Regions from separate parts of the Homo sapiens genome. Here region 2 is linked to region 1. The links are chromatin loops, found by intact Hi-C in ENCODE. Cell type or tissue: heart right ventricle. All regions are shown on one strand. Each heading gives the region's core, and the rest is flanking DNA. Links, peaks and the distances in the headings are about the cores only. Region 1 overlaps RASGRF2 (Ras protein specific guanine nucleotide releasing factor 2). Region 2 overlaps RASGRF2 (Ras protein specific guanine nucleotide releasing factor 2).

Region 1 (8,862 bases), core at 1,763-6,762:
ATCAGAGTATGAAATGTTTTCATTTATCTTGTCTGGTATTTGGATTATTCTATTTGAACTGTGCTATGCTCAGTTCAGGGAAAGTTTCTTCCATTTCTGTTTTTTCTTTTTTAGATGGAGTCTCTCTCTGTTGCCCAGGCTGGAGTGCAGTGGCGTGATCTCGGCTCACTGCAACCTCTGCCTCCCGGGTTCAAATGATTCTCCTGCCTCAGCCTCCCAAGTAGCTGTGACTATAGATGCCCGCCACCACACCTGGCTAATTTTTTGTATTTTAGTAAAGACAGAGTTTCACCATGTTGGCCAGGCTAGTTTCAAACTCAGGTGATCTGCCTGCCTCAGTATCCCAAAGTGCTAGGATTACAGGTGTGAGCCACAGTGCCCAGCTCTCATTTCTTTATTATTAATATTTTTTCCCTATTGCAGTGTAACTTTTTTCCTTTCTGGAACTCCCACAAGACAGATATTAGACTTCTTGGATCTATACTCTAGGTTACTCAGTTTTCCTTTTATATTTCCAATCTCTTTATATTTTTGTTTAGTGTTCTTTATTTGACCTCTCTGACCACCCAGCTTAGTTTTTAGCCATGTCTGGGTTATTGGTTAGTAATTCCATTGAGCTATAAAATTTTAGTAATTATCTTTTTTTTCCAAGAACGCTTTTTTAAAAAAATCTGATTACTCCTTTTCCATGGCAGCCTCTTTTTGCCTTATGTCTAATATCCTTCCATGTCTTTCTGTAGGTAGTAAGTACCTTTTTTCCTGAATTAGCTTTGTTTCTTTTAATGTCTTTTCTGTTTGTTCATTTGGGGCTGTGTTTGTTATCTCTTGCTGCTTAACAATTTTTAAAACAATAAACAATTTATTGTTATACACAGTTTCTGTGGGTCAGGAACCCAGGCATAGCTTAGCTGGGTGCCTCTGCCCAAAGGTATCTCACAAGGCTACAATCAAGGTGTTGGCCAGGTCTGTATTCTCATCTGAATGCACAACTGGGGAAGGATCCACTTCCAAGTTCACTCACTCTGCTGTTGGCTAGGTTCGCTTCCTTACCAGTTGTTGGCTTGAGCTCAGTTCCTAAATGACTCTTGGCCAGAGGCCTCCTACAGTGTCTACTTTATTCATGGGCCTCTCTGTAGAGTAGCTCAGAACCTGGCAGCTGACTTCCCTCAAAGCAAACCAGCAAGACAGCAAGAGAAGGCAAGTGAGATGGAAGCCAGAGTCTTATAAACCGATCATGGAATTGCCATCCCATCACTCCTGCCATGTTGTATTCTTTATAAGTGAGTCACTTAAGTCCAGCTCACACTCAAAAGGAAGGCCCTTTTACCTAAGGGGTTGAGTACTAGAAGCCGGGGATCATTAGGGGGCCATCTTAGATGCTGCCTACTATAGGGGCCTTTTGTGGTGAGAGGGGAGTCTGGTTTTCATGAGTGTCTGCTATTCCTTGTTTCTAAATGAAGGATCTTGTGGGACATTATGGGTAGTTGGTCTGGGCTTACTCTGTGACTGTGAATGCTGCATCGTGTAACATGTGTCAGCTTCCTTTTCAGATATGTGGGCAGACAGTAGGAAGGTGATTTGGAAATTCTTCCTTGTATAATTCTATACCCTTTAGCCCACACAGCTGGAAACTGTTACTGGCTACTACCCACTAAAATATGGAAACATGATGGGATAGTGACGTCCTTGATTAGGTTATGTTATATGGCAAAGGAAAAGAGTTACTGAAGATATCATTACAGTCTTAAATCAGTTAATATTGAGTTAATAAAAAGGGTCGTTAGTGGACCTGATTTAATCAGATGAAAGACCTTACAGAGCAGGTGAGAAATGTTCTCCCACTGGCTTTGAAGAAGGAAGCTGCTACGAGTTCTACAGCAGCAAGGAAATGAACTTTTCTAACAGCCTGAATGAACTTGGAATAGGATTCTTGCCCAGTCAAGCCTCAAGATGATAATGCATCTTGATTGACACCGTGATCGTAGCCTCGTGACATCCTGACCTAAAGGTCTAGCTAAACTGAGCCTAGACTCCTAATCCACAGAAACTATGAGATAATAAATATATGTTGATTTAAGAGCCTGGAAGTAAAATACACTGTATTCATTTTCTATTCTGTAACAAATTATCACCAAATTTAGTGGCTTAAGTTCTGTTTTTACAGAATAGAAAATGAATACAGTGTATTTTATTTCCAGGCTCTCTTAAAGCCTTTCCCTTCTTGGTTCTCCCTTGTGTCCACGGTGAATGTCTGGAGTAAACCCAAGCTCTGTTCTCAGAGTCCAGCTCCTTCATTAGAGTTCTTCTTTAGGAAGGTGCCACCCTTTTCTAGAGAAAGCAGACCTTGCACTGTCAGCTGGGGACATGTCATTGCTGCCAGCTGTGCCTTTTATTTCTTATTTTTGAGGGGTGTGAAGAGGAGGAGCCTAACTTCACATATTCTAAAGGTACTTGTTTAATGGAAGATCATAACAATTGCCCTTGCCTACGCTCTGTTGTTTACATTTGCTGCTTCCGAGCTTGGAGACTCTCCGGGCCACTCTTGGTGAGAAGTGTGCTTATGCAAGGTATCTGTATCTGTGGTTTCCTCTACTCTCATTTCCCCACCAAGCTAATTCTGCTTGCTTAGTTTTTCTCTTCATGGAATTTTACAAATTCCATTATATAGGTGCTGAGGATGTCTGGTCTATTGATGGCATATTTTCCTGTTTTTATCATGCTCTTATGGTTTCATTCTTTAAACAGAAAACAATTTTCCTAGCAAAGACCTTGGAAGCGCAGGGAGGGGGACGTTGGTGATGAGTCTGTGTGAAGTCAGCCTTGCATTCCAAACTGGACCTGCCTTTCTCTTTTTCTTTTTCTTTTTTAAGAGAAAAGAAAATACTGCTTTGCTACCTAACACTGATGTAATATATTTGTAACCAATTTGGCATATTTCTAATAAAACTGATGAGAAAGGCAGAATTTTTATAACAATTGCTTTTTTTATGCTCTATTATTATTTTTCTCCCTTAAGTTCTCCCACAGCATATTCCTATCAAGACTCTTCTATCTTTTCTTCTTCTTTTCCCTTCCTGTCACTTGTAATTTCATAGCCTCCCTTTCTATTCTCTTTGGGTAATTTCTCAGAACGAGTGACTTAAAAATGTTGCTGACACGGTTCTTTTCTAACCCTAACAACACGCACGATACAGGTGCTGAGGATGTTGAGATAATTGATCTAAAATTGTGATTTTAGAAGTGTCTTAAGACTTTTAGTTCCAAGCAACACAAACCAAGTAAGCTAAACCTCAAACCAGTTTAGGTTAAAAGAAAGAATTTATTAGCAGGACACTGCAGTATCTCCCTGAACCCCAGCCTAAAATTGTGTTCCAGCGTCATGAGGGCCTGGCACCAGGAACTAGAAAGCTACAGGAGCCCAGGTAGCCATTAACTTTCTGTCTCAGACTTTCTGTCTCTCCTGTCTTTGCTTTTCTGAACATCCGCTTATTCTTTTCTCTCCCGTCGGACTCACTTTGACTGTTTTGGCTCGGATGTGGCCAAATATGGCTGCCCAAAAATGGCAACTAGAATTTCCAAGTTAATATTATTGCAGTTCAAGCAAATAAAGCGAGGTAGAATCCCAGATTCCAAGGGGAAAGAATCCATTTGGTTTAGCTTGCACCAGTTATCTCTTTTTAGGCTGGTTTAATGTGGTCATGAGGGCAGCTTTTGTGGTATAAACATGGCTTGCCATGGCCCAAGTTCCCAAAGAGGAGGTAAGTGTGTGGAAGATTGGGCAGGTATCTCAAAACACTTCCGCTGCAACATTCTTGTTTATGTCCAGCGTGCACTTTCTCATGAGAGAGGCAGTTTAGCTGGTGTTTAAGAACATGGACTTCGGGTCAGACATACCTTAATTTGAATCCCAGCCCTGCTACCTACTAGCTGTGCGATCTGAGGTCAGTACTTCGCCTCTGTGAAGATCAAATTCCTTCTCTGGGCAATTGGGATCACATATCTCCTGGGGTTGCTGGGATTATGAGATGAAATAATGTATACTATATCCTATGCACTCAATAAATAGTAACTATCATGAATTATTACTGTCATACCATTGGGGAAAGATGATATGCATGGAAGAATATCCATTTCATCATCCTGAATGATGCAAGAAGATCTGGAGGCAAAATTTTAGATACCACAGAATTATATCATCAGTAAAAATCTGAGAGTAAGTTTTGTTTTACCATACTTGACCAAAGACATAGATACAGGCTAGGCTGCAGGAGTTAGAGCCCAAATAATCTAAACTTAATTCTAGAATATAATTTCTATTTCTGTTGGCTTTAGAAATAGAGTAGTCAATGATTTTGCAGTCTTAAAGAGAGCCCAACAGAGTTGGTAGTCACTAATACAGACATAATAGATTTTTTCCAGTTAGTGCCTGTTGTAATGGTCTCTGCATTCATTCTGTTTGGGAGCAGGTTTATTTTGATTGGCTAATATCTTACTCGGTGAAATATTTTGAATAGCATCCCTGGAAACCATGTGCCAGAATTCAAAAGACCTCAGTTTTTTTGTTAAAGAAGACACACTACTTTCTTTTTAAAACTATTACAATTTCTTTTGTACTTTTCCCACTTCTATGGTAAGATTTTTTGGGTAGCAAGTATCATTAAGTGAATTCTTAGTAAAGGATATGTAAAATGATTATTTAAATTCTTCATCGTCGAAGGATACCAAATGTAAGCTGAAAGTTAACATTTATGTCAAGTAGAGATAGCTGAACAAACAATGCTCATAACTTCTTTTTCAAATGTAGCATATTATATTCTATATGGAACTCTATATAGTAGAACAATATCTCAATGACTAACTGTGTAATTTTCTCTCAAGTTATGCAGACATTTTGATTGAGAGGGAAGTATTAATGCAGAAGTACATTCATCTAGTTCAGATCGTAGAGACAGAAAAAATTGCAGCTAACCAACTCCGACATCAACTTGAAGATCAAGACACAGAAATCGAAAGGCTTAAATCAGAGGTATTTCCCAGTCAATAGATTCCTTCTCATTGTTTCACGTTTACCGTCATTTCCTCATGATTACTTAAGGCCTATTCAGGGCAACATTTTAATCCCAGGCTGACTTCCTCTGACATCAACACATACGTGGCTGGGCCTGACCTAGACATGAATCTAATGTCTATATTAGGATTAAGTAAATGTGCTACAGGAACATATCAGGATAATGTGCTTTTTTTTTTTTTTTTGGTGGGGGGTGGTTATTTGTTCTCCTGATACCCTTCATTAGCTCAGAAATTCAAGAATTGATTATAGCATTTAACTGTTTTCAGATACCCTACAGTAATGATAATTATGAGTCTGCCATAGATTCAATTAAAGTCTAAAATGACAACTAAGGGAGAACCAGCAATGAATTCAGAAATACTTTACTCTTTTAGATTTGAAGGAGTCCAACCTTCTCCCCTCCACAGTTTTGAAAAGAACATTTGGATTAAACTATAAGACATTTGCTAGGGTGCATTTTTCCCTGGAGTTGGAATTCCTGCCTCCCCCTCCCTCCCTCAGAGTGTGAACTTCTCAGGCCTTGCATCCCCAGATAGTGAGGCTGATGCCCAGTGTGAGCAGAAGGCGGTTTTAGAGTCCACAGCCATGGTGTGTGCCTGAGTCCTCCCTCCCTCCCAGGCCTCAGTCTAGATAGAGAATCCTGAATGTACCTTTCCCGCTGTCCTATCCTTCCTCATGGGCAGTAAGCAATCACTGAAGAATGGGAGAGGAATGCAGAGAATGAAATTTCCTCCCTCTTTCTGCCCAGGGATGCATTAGTATCTTCTGAGATTCAAAGAAGGGAATAGGACACAATGAAACCTACTAGTAATTGTATCCTCATTGACAGAAACAGTTTAGGCTTGTCAGTTTTGGCAATGTTCTTGTCATTTTTATTGTCATCAGACAACATTTTCCTTTTTGTGTCTTGCACCTTCCTCTGAGACATACCCTGTGAATCCTAGGTGGGGTTTTCGCCTTCTGCTCCCTACACACATCACCTCCGGTGTTGAGAGTATGGGTACAAGCGTCCTCCAACAGAGATGTGGCAGCTTCTCTGATGATGACAACTTGCAGATGGTGTTCACCATATTATTACAGTTGTTAACTTCCCAATTCGACCCTGATATGTGATATAGTGAAAACAGCAACAGAAAACTTAACAAACCTGCATTTTAAAAGACTATATCAGGCACTGTTATTTAAAACAAAATTATTGTGTTCTTTCTTAGCCACTGTAAGCTGGAGCAGATGCTTGTCTGCTCAGTGAAAGAGGTTGGTATTTACTCCACGAGAGAAGCTCAACACCAGGCGATGTTCCTCAATATTTGTGTGTGTTTATCTGCCTTCACTATGTTCTATTTTAGTCTGAATGTAGATTGCAGCAAAAAACTGTCAGTTGCAGGTATGTCTTCTCTGGTCTCTTGACAGGAGCCATAATTTATTTCCTACTCCCTTTCTTTTCCCACCTCCTTGCCAGAAAATGGCAGAGGGGTGTATTTGGTACTGGGGACAAAATAGAAAGACAGGCTAGAGAGGGGCAATTATGATCCCTTAACTTTTAAGGTATTGCTGGCTAGTAGGTCTGTATAGGTTCTTAAGCTTGTAAGAGCCTGCTGTTGAGTGCCGGTCTAGAGAATTTTACTGCTATGTGTAGTTGAGAGGCCACCCAGTCTTGAAATGCCCCTCACAGGTCACAGAACTGAGCTGGAGATATAAAGAGATCCCAGGTTAGTTTGATCCTTTTTACCTTTTCTGAGGAATTCTCTTGGTTGGCTTGGACCAGCCCCAAGGCTCTGAAGTTCCCGTTACAGTTGCCATTTTCCTAAGGATGTCTGTGAGTCTGGGGTGCCATGTGGTTTGGAAGACTACAGGCCAATGGCCAGAACCAGGGGCTCTGAGCTGAGTGTCACTGCATGTGGGGACCACAGGACATTGCAGGCAGCCACCTTCAGGCGAGGGGATGGACATATCACTGGACTCCTGACAAGGTCTTGGCGGGCTCACCACTGGCAGCTGGGGCTGAGTTTTGGGCCAACATTTCTGCTAGCCCAGATCCCCGGTCACACTTTACACAGTCACTTCTTATAAACACTTTCATTGGTGATACCATGCTTGGGGTAAAGTTCATGTTTCCCCCATCTCAGCACCAAAGGAAGAGAGTGTGCATAAAAAGTGGGTGTTTCCTGAGGATCTCATTGGACCACCTTTGTAGGCAGAGCTTCCTGTGTGTATGGCTATAATCCAGCATTTCCCAAATCATGAAATGGACCAACTTTGTGTTCCAGATTATTGCTCTTAATAAAACCAAAGAACGAATGCGACCTTACCAAAGCAACCAAGAAGACGAAGATCCAGACATCAAGAAGATTAAAAAGGTAGGGCCTGGAGGTTTCCAGCTTTGTAGGAGCATGGTGACCAGTCGTCTGTTCTATGGTGGTGTCTTTGCCACCCTGTGCGTGAGCCGGGAGCAGCCTTGGTGTTTCTGGGCTATGGCTCCCAGACTTGCCCTGCAGAGTGATCCAGACATGGCTACTCTAGAGAATTTCTGCTTGAGATTTCTTTACACTGTCTAGGAAGGATGCCAAAACCAGGCATTAAGACAATAGTGTTCTCCAGTGGGGTTAATTAAGTGCTGTTCAACCTCTTGATTTTGTGCGGCTTTCATATTTTGGGGGAATATTTTTTAAATTACATTTCAAAAATATTTCTTTTAGCTTTAATCTTTAGTGTTATTTAAGAAAGATTTTTTGGGGGGCATGTGTGAAGATTGAGTAAATCAGCACATCCGCTTATATTTCTGTTTTATTATTGCTTCTTGTTTAACATCCACACAATCAGCAGATTTTTCCCTCTTACTGCCATTTATAATTGCACAACTTTTGCAATGAACCAAATGCTGGCTCTCGCTCTCACTCTAGTCCACTGTGTTTTGATTTGTCATTTAGGTTTTGATCCTATGATCTTGATTGTCTTATATAAAGCACTACTCAGCTTTGTTAATAATAAGTGGAAAGCATCATATTTGAGGAAATTTCCCTGGATATACATCTTCAAATCTTATTTCTTTTTAATTTGTTATTATTCCTCTTATTTTATGCTAATAATCTTTCCCCTTTCACTGTAACAAAACTTTAATGTGCTCAGCATTTACCTGGACACTTTAAAGATGATCAGCAAATGTTTGTTGATTGGCTAAAACACACAGGCCAGTGCACTTTCTCAGGCTTGCCTATTATTTTTCACATCATCCCTATGGAATTCAGATCAATTTTAGAGACTATCATGTTTTCTACAAAATTGATTTTAAATTATATTTTATATTCTTTTTTACAACTTTAAATATTGCTCAGAATTTGAAATAGAAATGATTCTTAGGACTAGTCAAATGTTTTCAGTTTTCCAGAAATAAAAAAGTAAAATAACACTATTCATTTCTTAGAAATTAATTTTTTTTTGAATCAAGCTTATGCTATTGTGTTATAAGATTAATTAGTTTTTTTAAAAAAAATCCCATCTAGTCAGTCTGGAGACAAGATTAATTCTATTGCCTTTCCTTTAATAGTATGTAGTTGCATGTAAAGAAAAAATTAATAAAATTCAATTTTCAGATGTGTGGTAGAAACTAGTCTATTACTAAATAAGTGAAGCATCTATTGGTCGGCAAGCACCCCCTGCCCAAGTAAATAGAAAGGTTTTACTTAACACAAAATCCAATTAAGTTGATTTTTAAAAATATTTCTGTTAAATGAAAGAATACTGATAAAATTTTAAAAATATTTTTCTACCTTCTTGTTTCTTAATAATTTTTT
Region 2 (8,862 bases), core at 1,621-6,620, 59 kb before region 1:
TAGAAGCCTGTATGTTTTGCCCCAAACCATGGTGAGCTGAGCCTTCTGAAATGTTTACAGTTGTGTTAGATCTTTGGCGAGAGTCCTGGAGATCACAATTAGGAGACTTTAACTAGAGAGGGGATCATTTAACTTTACATCAGTGGTGCTAACAAGGGTGCTAGTCAGTTGCACATGGTCCCACCCTCCAGTTTAAAAATTTCCTCTTGAAAGCAGGGTCCCTGCCCCAGAGCTGTTGTTGATACGTGAACTGGGAGTTGACTTCTGTGCCTTGTGTTTGTGTTAATGTTGGCAGGCACCTCTGATCACAGCCTAAGAGCATGTAAGGTTCTCTGGAAGGATTTGAGGCCTGTAGTCAGAATAAAGTTCCCACTTGCTGCTAAACGGTAAGCACAATGAGCAGTTTCCTGTCATTTAACAGGGGAGACAATTATGCTCAGCTACTGTTTTTGATGTATTTGGATTATAGGTCTCCTCCTTTATCTGAAATGTAATAGGATGTGGCACGTTATTTGTTGCAGCCCTTTTTGTATCTGGGCAGTGGCTGACCTACTGATCACAGAGTGGTATTTACTTATCAATGAGTTCACGGACTTCGTGGGAGAGAAGTGGGCTTGCAAAGAGGCTGTGTTGGGTGTGGCAGGCCATGAGGCTGCATGTCCAATAGCAGCATTCCAACATTCCACCAATTTGGCTTGTGAGAGAATCACCAGACACATAATTACTTGGTCAAACCATTTGAAGCAGATTCATTTCTTGCATCTTAATAATGTACTTTTCCTTAAAGCACGTGGCTGTCTTGGCCAAGCCTGGCTTGTTCCTTGAGGTGGTATACACAGCAATTTAAGGTGGTCATTCCATCAGTTGAAATGGCTCTGGAGAATTTATCATTTTGGCAGATAGAGGCAAGAATCCAAACTTAGGTAACACAACCAAATGCAGTGCAGCAAATATGGAAAAGGTACAGATGCCCTGATTGAAATGATAATCTATGTAGCTGATTGTTCTTTCCTCAATGTGACGTTATCAGTATTGTTCTTTGCTTGGAACAGAGTGCAGTACACGTTGATATTAGCATTTGTTTTCAGCTGCACCTGTCACCATACTGAATTTCCAAACATTTTCATTACCTCAAAAAAGAAACCCCTCAGCCCTTAGCCATCATCTCCTAATTTTCCAAACCTACCCCCAGTCCTAGGCAACCCCTAACGTACTTGTTCTGTATAGATTTGCCTATTCTGGACATTTCATGTAAGTGGAATCATACATTATACCGTCCTTTGTGTCTGGTTTCATTTAACATTAGTGTATTATTCTATTCCCACGCTGCTAATAAAGACATACCTGAGACTGGGCAATTTAGAAGGGAAAGAGGTTTAGTTGACTCACAGTTCACCATGGCTGGGGAGGCCTCAGGAAACCGACAATCATGGCGGAAGGGGAAGCAAACATGTCCTTCTTCATGCTGGCAGGAAGAAGAAATGCGAGCGAAGGTGGGGAAAAGCCCCTTATAAAACCGTCGGATCTCGTGAGAACGCACTCACTATCACGAGGACAGCTTGAGGGTAATGGCTCCCATGATTCCATTACCTCCCACCAGGTTCTACCCACAACACATGGGGATTATGGGAACTGCAATTCAAGATACGATTTGGGTGGGGGGCACAGCCAAACCATATCAGTCAGTGTTTTTAAGATTTATTCATATTGTAGCATATTTGTATTTCACTCCTTTTCATGGAGAAAAAAAATCCCATTGTATGGATATACCACATTTTGTTTATCCATTCCTCAGCTGATGGACTTTTGGGTAGTTTCTGCTATTTGACTTCTATGAATAGTGCTGCTGTGAACATTCGTGTAGACATTTTTGAGTAGACATATATTTTATTTCTTTTGGGTACATACTGAAGAGTGGAGAGACATATTTTGCAGTACTTTTTTTCCTTTCTATCTGGAAGATTGAAGGGGAGTATTCCTTGGTGAGGTGGGCTCTGTCTGTGATAGAGAGGGCATTAAGTCAGAGGTAGGAATTGCTGATTAGAGTTCCAGGTCAGCGCCTGACTGGCCATGTGTTTGGAAGTTCACTCTGTTTCCTCAGCTGTAGAATGAAGTAGTTTTATCGGACAATCTTTAAGGTCGCTTCCAAGTTCAAATGTTCCAAGTTCAAACGTTTTCCTGAGTGAGATTGAAAGGCTTTCAAGATATGAAGGGAAATATTTCAAACAACTTGGACTTTAATATTTATTTATTTAATTAAGTTTTGTGTTTTTAATAAAAATAAATCTTTAAAAATTGTATGGCTATAGAACCAACCTTACTCAAATTTGTATTACCCAAGGACATCTACTTTAATATTTCGGTGTATTTCCTGTCGAATTTGCCCCTTTAGGTTGTTTAGTTGTTTATTGGGCTGTAGTCATGCTCAATGCACAGTTTTCTATGGGGATCCTGTTTTGATTGCCCTTCAGACTGGTCTTGATTTCACTTAATATGCTTCTAACTTTGGTTGAAGGACCTTTGAAAGTGAAAAGTCTTTTGAGTTAAGTGGTTTTGGTAAAGCCATGATAGTTTTGAAAGTGCAAAGGTGTTTCTGAAAGTATGTTACCTTCTAGAATAGTCAGTAGAAAGCTTCATATGTAGTAGGCAGAGATAAGGCTGTAAGTGTGTCAGAATCTAATAGTTCCATACCCCAGAGCAGCTAACCCACTTCTTCCTCCTGTGTTTTGGTGATTTAGAAGCCATCAAAATGCTTATTCCCTTTGCTGGGGTTCAGAAGCTGATGCCCCGAACTATGGTGCTTTGACATGCTGAACCGAGGAAGGAGCCTTGAGACCTCTCGGATCCCCCTTTCCCCACTTCTCCGTCTGCCCCAAAGCACAGGATAAAATTGTTCTCTGAAGTTCCCTTATCTGCCTAAAGTCCAGACCTGCTGAAGAAGAAAACAATTACTTCTGGTCACTTTCCTGAGTTTTCATTAACTGAACACATGTCTCAGAAAGAAAGATTCCAAGTCCATCAACACACTTTTATAGACTTGTCACAAACCATTGTCTGTTCTGCGGGCCCACGAGACATTGTCCCAGGCCATTGTATGTTCCTCGAGTCCATGGCATTCTCCTAAAAATGGTTTACTAACCCCCTAAAATAAGCCTCACTTCCCCATCTCCCTTTCTCCTCAGAAGGGTATATAACCATTAACCATCTGTACCTCATTGCGTGGTGGAGTAATCACTGTGTGATCCGCCTGCCTCCGTACACATTTATAAATGTGTATATGCCTCTTCTCCTGTTAACCTTCCTTTTGTTAGATGTGGCTTCTCATTCGGGAGGGGGTGTAGCTTTCAGGAAACCTGCAGAAGGTGAAGGGGAGGAGTTTTCCCTTGGCCTCTACACTTTCATAATGCTCAAAAAGTTTCTGATTGTGGTTTCAAATTATTTCCTGTGTTGGAGGAAGGTTGAACTTGTTTTTCTTTTTGCCTACTTTCTGGTTTTCAAGCTCAGCAACTTCATTAACTTTTCTAGCTCCTGAGAGACCACTCTGTGCAGTGAAGCAGGCTCTTCTGCCCTGAGGAAGGGGTTCATTCTTTCCCAGGGACCCTCTCCCTGGAGCTGCCTTGAGGCCAGAACACCTCCACACTGGCACCAAGTGTTTAGAGAGCCCTATTGTCAGCTGCCCCGGGATGTCATTTTTTCCTTCATGGTGAGGGTTAGTTGGCCATATACTCCCTCGCTTTCTTTTTTCCATTAAGAAAAATTCACGCCAACAAACTCAACTTTCTCAGGGTGGTCCTTGCATTTATGGTAAATATTGAAGGCTGATTTAGGACGAGGAAAGTGAACTATTCAGATCAGCTGCCCCTCCACGATAACTGCTTGACTTGCTCACCTAATCGCAGGTGCAACTGAGACAGAAGGATAACCATGTATTGTTCTTCAAAGGAGTGACCTCATCCATGGAGGAGTCACCTAGTAAATGCAAAATGCTGAGCAAGCAGATCCGATGCAGCTTCTCATTTGGGAGGGGGTGAACTGAAGAGAGAGACGTGAACAGGAAAAGCAATGGAAGCATCCTCATCCCTTGGCCATGGCAGTTATGGAAGGGTTCCAATACCCTCAGCTTCCCAGGACCATCCAGCAATAGTATTTATTGTCTTCATCTATGGTAAACACTTTCTGATAGGCCAAAATTGCACTGTCTCGTCTGATTTACAGAACCAGCTATCTCAAATGTGTAGTAATTGGAAAAAGTGGATGATGATGGTTTCAGTTTTCTTTTTCTTTCTTTCTTTCCTTTTTTTTTTTTTTTTTTTTTTTTTTTTTGAGACAGAGTCTCGCTTCTTCGCCCAGGCTGGAGTGCAGTGGCACAATCTCGGCTCACTGCAACCTCCTCCTCCCGGGTTCAAGCAATTCTCCTGCCTCAGCCTCCCCAGTAGCTGGGATTACAGGCATGTGTCACCACGCCCGGCTAATTTTTGTATTTTTAATAGAGACGAGGTTTCACCCTGTTGGTCAGGCTGGTCTCAAACTCGTGACCTCCAGTGATCCACCTGCTTCAGCCTCCCAAAGTGCTGGGATTACAGGCATGAGCCACCGTGCCTGGCTGGTTTCAGTTTTCATACAGCTTATTTTAGCACTTTGACACATCTTGCACTGTTACTTAATCTTATAATGTTATTTAATTGCTTTATGAGTGCCTAATTTAGCTTTTCAGCTAAACTGTAATCTTCTTAAGATCAGTATATGTGTGTCTATAAAATACATACCAGCATGACACTTTCAAAAATAAGATGGTTGATAAAATAATGGATAAAATGGATTCCTCCCCTCTTCCTTCTCTTCTTCCCTCCCTCCTTCCTCTCCCTTTTGTAGCACCTCCTGTCTCTTAGGCTGCTGATTTAATATTAGAAATGAGAACAGAAATGGCTAGGGTGGCATCTAGAACCATTATAAAATTCAAGGGCAGAATAGAATTTTGTAGACTTGATGATTTTTTGGAAATTTATTTTCTGGACATACTTCTTATCTATACAGGCTCCAGCCCATCTATTTCTTCCTTTCCGTGTGATCCATCCTTTTGTGGTTGATTGTCTCAGCAAGTAGAACTTCAAGTCAGAGTCCTGGGTTTTGGACTCATGATCTGGTTGGCTTTGCCACATAGATAGCTTTCACAACAGAGACTCACAACAGAGTGTGGCAGACCAGTGGGAGTCCACTACTACCCCTGGGCCTGCAGCTGAGAGCACATGCCCTGATGGGTTGTGGGTGATTGTCCTGCCTCTTTCAGCCTGTTTCCTCATCTGTAAAAGGGGAATAAATTATGGGCTCATGACGAGAACTCGATGAGAAAATGCAGGATGGATCTCAGAACAATGCCTGCCATATATTAAGCACTGAGTGGATATGTAACCATTTTCATGCCTAGATAGGCAGTTAATGAATATCATCATATACTGCCCAGGTTAGTGAACTTCCCTTATACCCTGAGAGCAGATGTAAGCTTCTAGAGGGTAGGAGCCATCAACTGCCTAGAATGTCCAGATATAGCATCACATATGGGGCCACTCAGTCGCTAAAATTGTGATGTGAGTGTTGTTCAGTAGCTTATTATCATGTCTGTCAGATGGAGCATCACATCAGACTTGGCAAACATGAGGAGCAAATATCCCTAAAGCAAGTCTAAAAACAAACTTCCATAAACCAAGTTATTCATGTCTTTCATCTGTTCTTGAGAATCTCCACCAATGGAGTAACCCAAAAGTCAAATAAAAAATTGTATATACCAAGATTTATAAGGAATAATTAAAAACCTTCCAAATGTTAAAATAGGCAAATGTAATTTAAGTAAATATTTAAGTAGTATATCATTTCTGTGTAACATTATGTACACTTTATAAACGTTTACTACAGTTTTAAGTAATATGGAAAAATTCTTAAGTTATCATGTGACCTGAAAACTATGCTGGAATAGCATTGCATATGCAGCATGAGCATGACTGTATTAAAATGGTTTTAGAAAATAGATTGGAGAGGCCGGGTGCGGTGGCTCACACCTGTAATCCCAGCACTTTGGGAGGCAGAGGCGGGCGGATCACAAGGTCAGGAGTTCGAGAGCAGCCTGGCCAATATGGTGAAACCTCGTTTCTATGAAAATGCAAAAATTAGCCGGGCATGGGGTTGGGTGCCTGTAGTTCCAGCTACTCGGGAAGCTGAGGCAGGAGAATTGCTTGAATCCTGGAGGTAGGTTGCAGTGAGCTGAGATCGTGCCACTGTACTCCAGCCTGAGTGACAGAGTGAGATTTCATCTCAAAAAAAAAAAAAGAAAAAGAAAATAGATTTGAGAGCTATACATCAAGATTTAACAGTGGTTGTCTTTGGATGATGGTAGGATTATGAATGAATTTTCCTCTCTAATTTTGCCTCTCTGTATTTTCCGTATTTATATATGTGTATTATTTTCACGGACGAAAAACTCAAACTTTTTCTTAAGAGGGAAATAATGTGCATAGATGGTGGACAGAAGCCATGGTATTTGGCTTGTATTTTTACAATGAAAAAAGGCCAAATGTGTAAGGCACAGAACTGAATTATTTGTTATGTATGAGAAGAGTGTGGTGTGAGCTCAATGAAAAACGCATTACTCTGGAGAGTTCGAGAGAAGTTTTGCTTTTTGAAGATTTTTGGAGAAGCAGCAAAAATGTAAAGTTCTAGGTAGTGCACATGAGCAAGTGCCAATTTTCTTTTCCAGCACCGAAGTTTGGTATTCTTAGCCATTCTGATTTTGGGTGATTTGAGACTGTCATTTTCTTCTAAAAGTCTGACAGCTGTAAGCTTTCAGCTATCAGCAAATGAGGTGAAAATGTATTTTTAATATTAAAAGTCTTCTTAGGGAAAGAGGCCCAGCAAAACCATCATTAGTAGTCACATTCAGGCAACATGGTAAGTGCCCTTCCTAATCCTGCGCCTGTGGTTTTTAATAGCCAGACATGTCCACCAGATGTGCTTCATGTTCTTTTATTTACATAAATGTTTCCAGTAACTCATTGTATATTTTTCTACTTCTAAATAAATGCATACCAAATAGCTCTCTTTTTCACATTGCTATGTTGCAGCATTGCGTTTGTATGTTTTAAAGCAGGAAAATGTTCAGTAAGCCCTGAATATTTTTCACATCTTTACTGCACATAGGACTGTTGACATATTTAAGATGTATGTGGTATACTCATTATGGCTAATTTGAAAAATGCACAAAATATATGGATAAGAAGATAAAAGTTACTCAGAGGTAACCACTAAATTCATTTTGGTATATTTACTTCCAGTTACTTTTATGAATACTTTTTCATAAATGTTACTGATTCTGTATTTTTTCTCTAGCTTACTATTTTTTTTTATTGCCTGTCCTATTTATGTTGGTACATGTAGATCTAACTCATTCTTTGAAACTATTTATTCATGATATGACTGTGTTATAGTTTATTTAGCTATCGCTTTATTGGTACACATTTAGGTTGTTGCTTCTTTTTTTACCATTAAACCAACATTACAGTGAATATTCCTGTATGTGCCCTTTGAGCATCTGAGTGAGTGTTTCACTAGAAAATAGTTACTTGGGGCCCGGCACGGTGGCTCATGCCTGTAATCCCAGCACTTTGGGAGGCTGAGGCAGGTGGATCACCTGAAGTTGGGAGTTTGAGACTAGCCTGACTAACATGGAGAAACCCCGTCTCTACTAAAAATACAAAATTAGCCTGGCATGGTGGCACATGCCTGTAATCCCAGCTACTCGGGAGACTGAGGCAGGAGAATTGCTTGAACCTGGGAGGCGGAGGTTGCCATGAGCTGAGATCGAGCCATTGCACTCCAGCCTGGGCAACAAGAGCGAAACTCCATCTCAACAAACAAACAAAAAAAAAAAAAGGAAAAGAAAATAGTTACTTGGAATTGGCATTTACATAACTTACATTTTCCTCATTTAGCATGTGCTTTCAGTATTTTTCTTTATCCATTTGCAAACATACACATTATATATACATAGACATTATATATATTTCTTTTTCTTTTAGAGTAAAGGGTCAGTTCAAAATTGCTCAAAATCTTGCTTTTTGTCACCTATTGACATAAATGCAGAAGCTCTACAACGTTGCTGGTGGCCTGAACTTTTATAGCAGATCCATGATGCCTGGAGCTATGACCGTGAACTTGTCTTCGAGCATCCCAGCTTTTAAAAGCTTTACATTTTGTTATTATTTCAAACATCAGGAAAACTGCAAGAGTAGTACAAAGAACTTGTTACGTCCTTAATCCAGATTTCCTAGTTATGAGCATTTTACCCCATTTGCCTTTATACTCTCTGTCTGTATAAACTTGTAATTTTTTTCTTGACCTTATTTACTTGGGTATGATGCTATCTGCCAGAGCTCTCCATGATAAAGTGATTTTTTTTTCTGTGGAATTAATAGTAATTTATGGGGAGATTCATTCATGTTGTTGTACGTATCAGTAGTTATTTTTCTTGCTGAACAGTTTTCCAGTGCATTAACATACCACATATCATTTATTTACCTGATGATAGATACTTGGGATTTTGCTAGACACGGAGACATTTACATCCAGCAGATCTCTGCCTCAGAGAAGGAGTTGCTCCCCAGCCGTAGCGTGTGGTCAGTAGACGGAATCTAGACGGCGTCTGTCGGCGCCTTCAGAGTCACTACAGCTGTAGAGAGCTACCTTGTCCAAGGTTATGCCCTTCCTGAGGCAGCCCACATTCAGTGCCTGAGTGAGGGGTGATGTAAAGGTCCAGCCACTTCAGACTGAGGTGGGACAACTCCGACGCAGTTTTTACTATTCACCTCCATAGCA

Evidence for each region. A loop is a pair of places that touch in the nucleus more often than their neighbours do. Peaks named below come from ENCODE experiments on the same cell type or tissue, not always from the same donor. Only the 100,000 strongest peaks of a DNase experiment are listed, where the experiment ranks them.
Region 2: it touches region 1 in a loop (2.6-fold over the local background); 2 of 110 quality-filtered maps call a loop at or near these places.

What each region holds. Positions count from the first base shown.
Region 1 is chr5:81,063,154-81,072,015 of GRCh38, forward strand. It overlaps RASGRF2 (Ras protein specific guanine nucleotide releasing factor 2), which reads left to right. Exons shown (of 27, transcript NM_006909.3): 3 at 4,879-5,026; 4 at 7,339-7,428. Among named protein-coding and RNA genes, the nearest start is that of RASGRF2-AS1, 110 kb to the left of the region's middle. In heart right ventricle, for the core only: no CTCF peak of the experiment used is centred there; no DNase peak of the experiment used is centred there; H3K27ac peaks cover 5,000 bases.
Region 2 is chr5:81,003,846-81,012,707 of GRCh38, forward strand. All of the region lies in intron 1 of RASGRF2 (Ras protein specific guanine nucleotide releasing factor 2), which reads left to right. Among named protein-coding and RNA genes, the nearest start is that of RASGRF2-AS1, 47 kb to the left of the region's middle. In heart right ventricle, for the core only: no CTCF peak of the experiment used is centred there; no DNase peak of the experiment used is centred there; H3K27ac peaks cover 2,123 bases.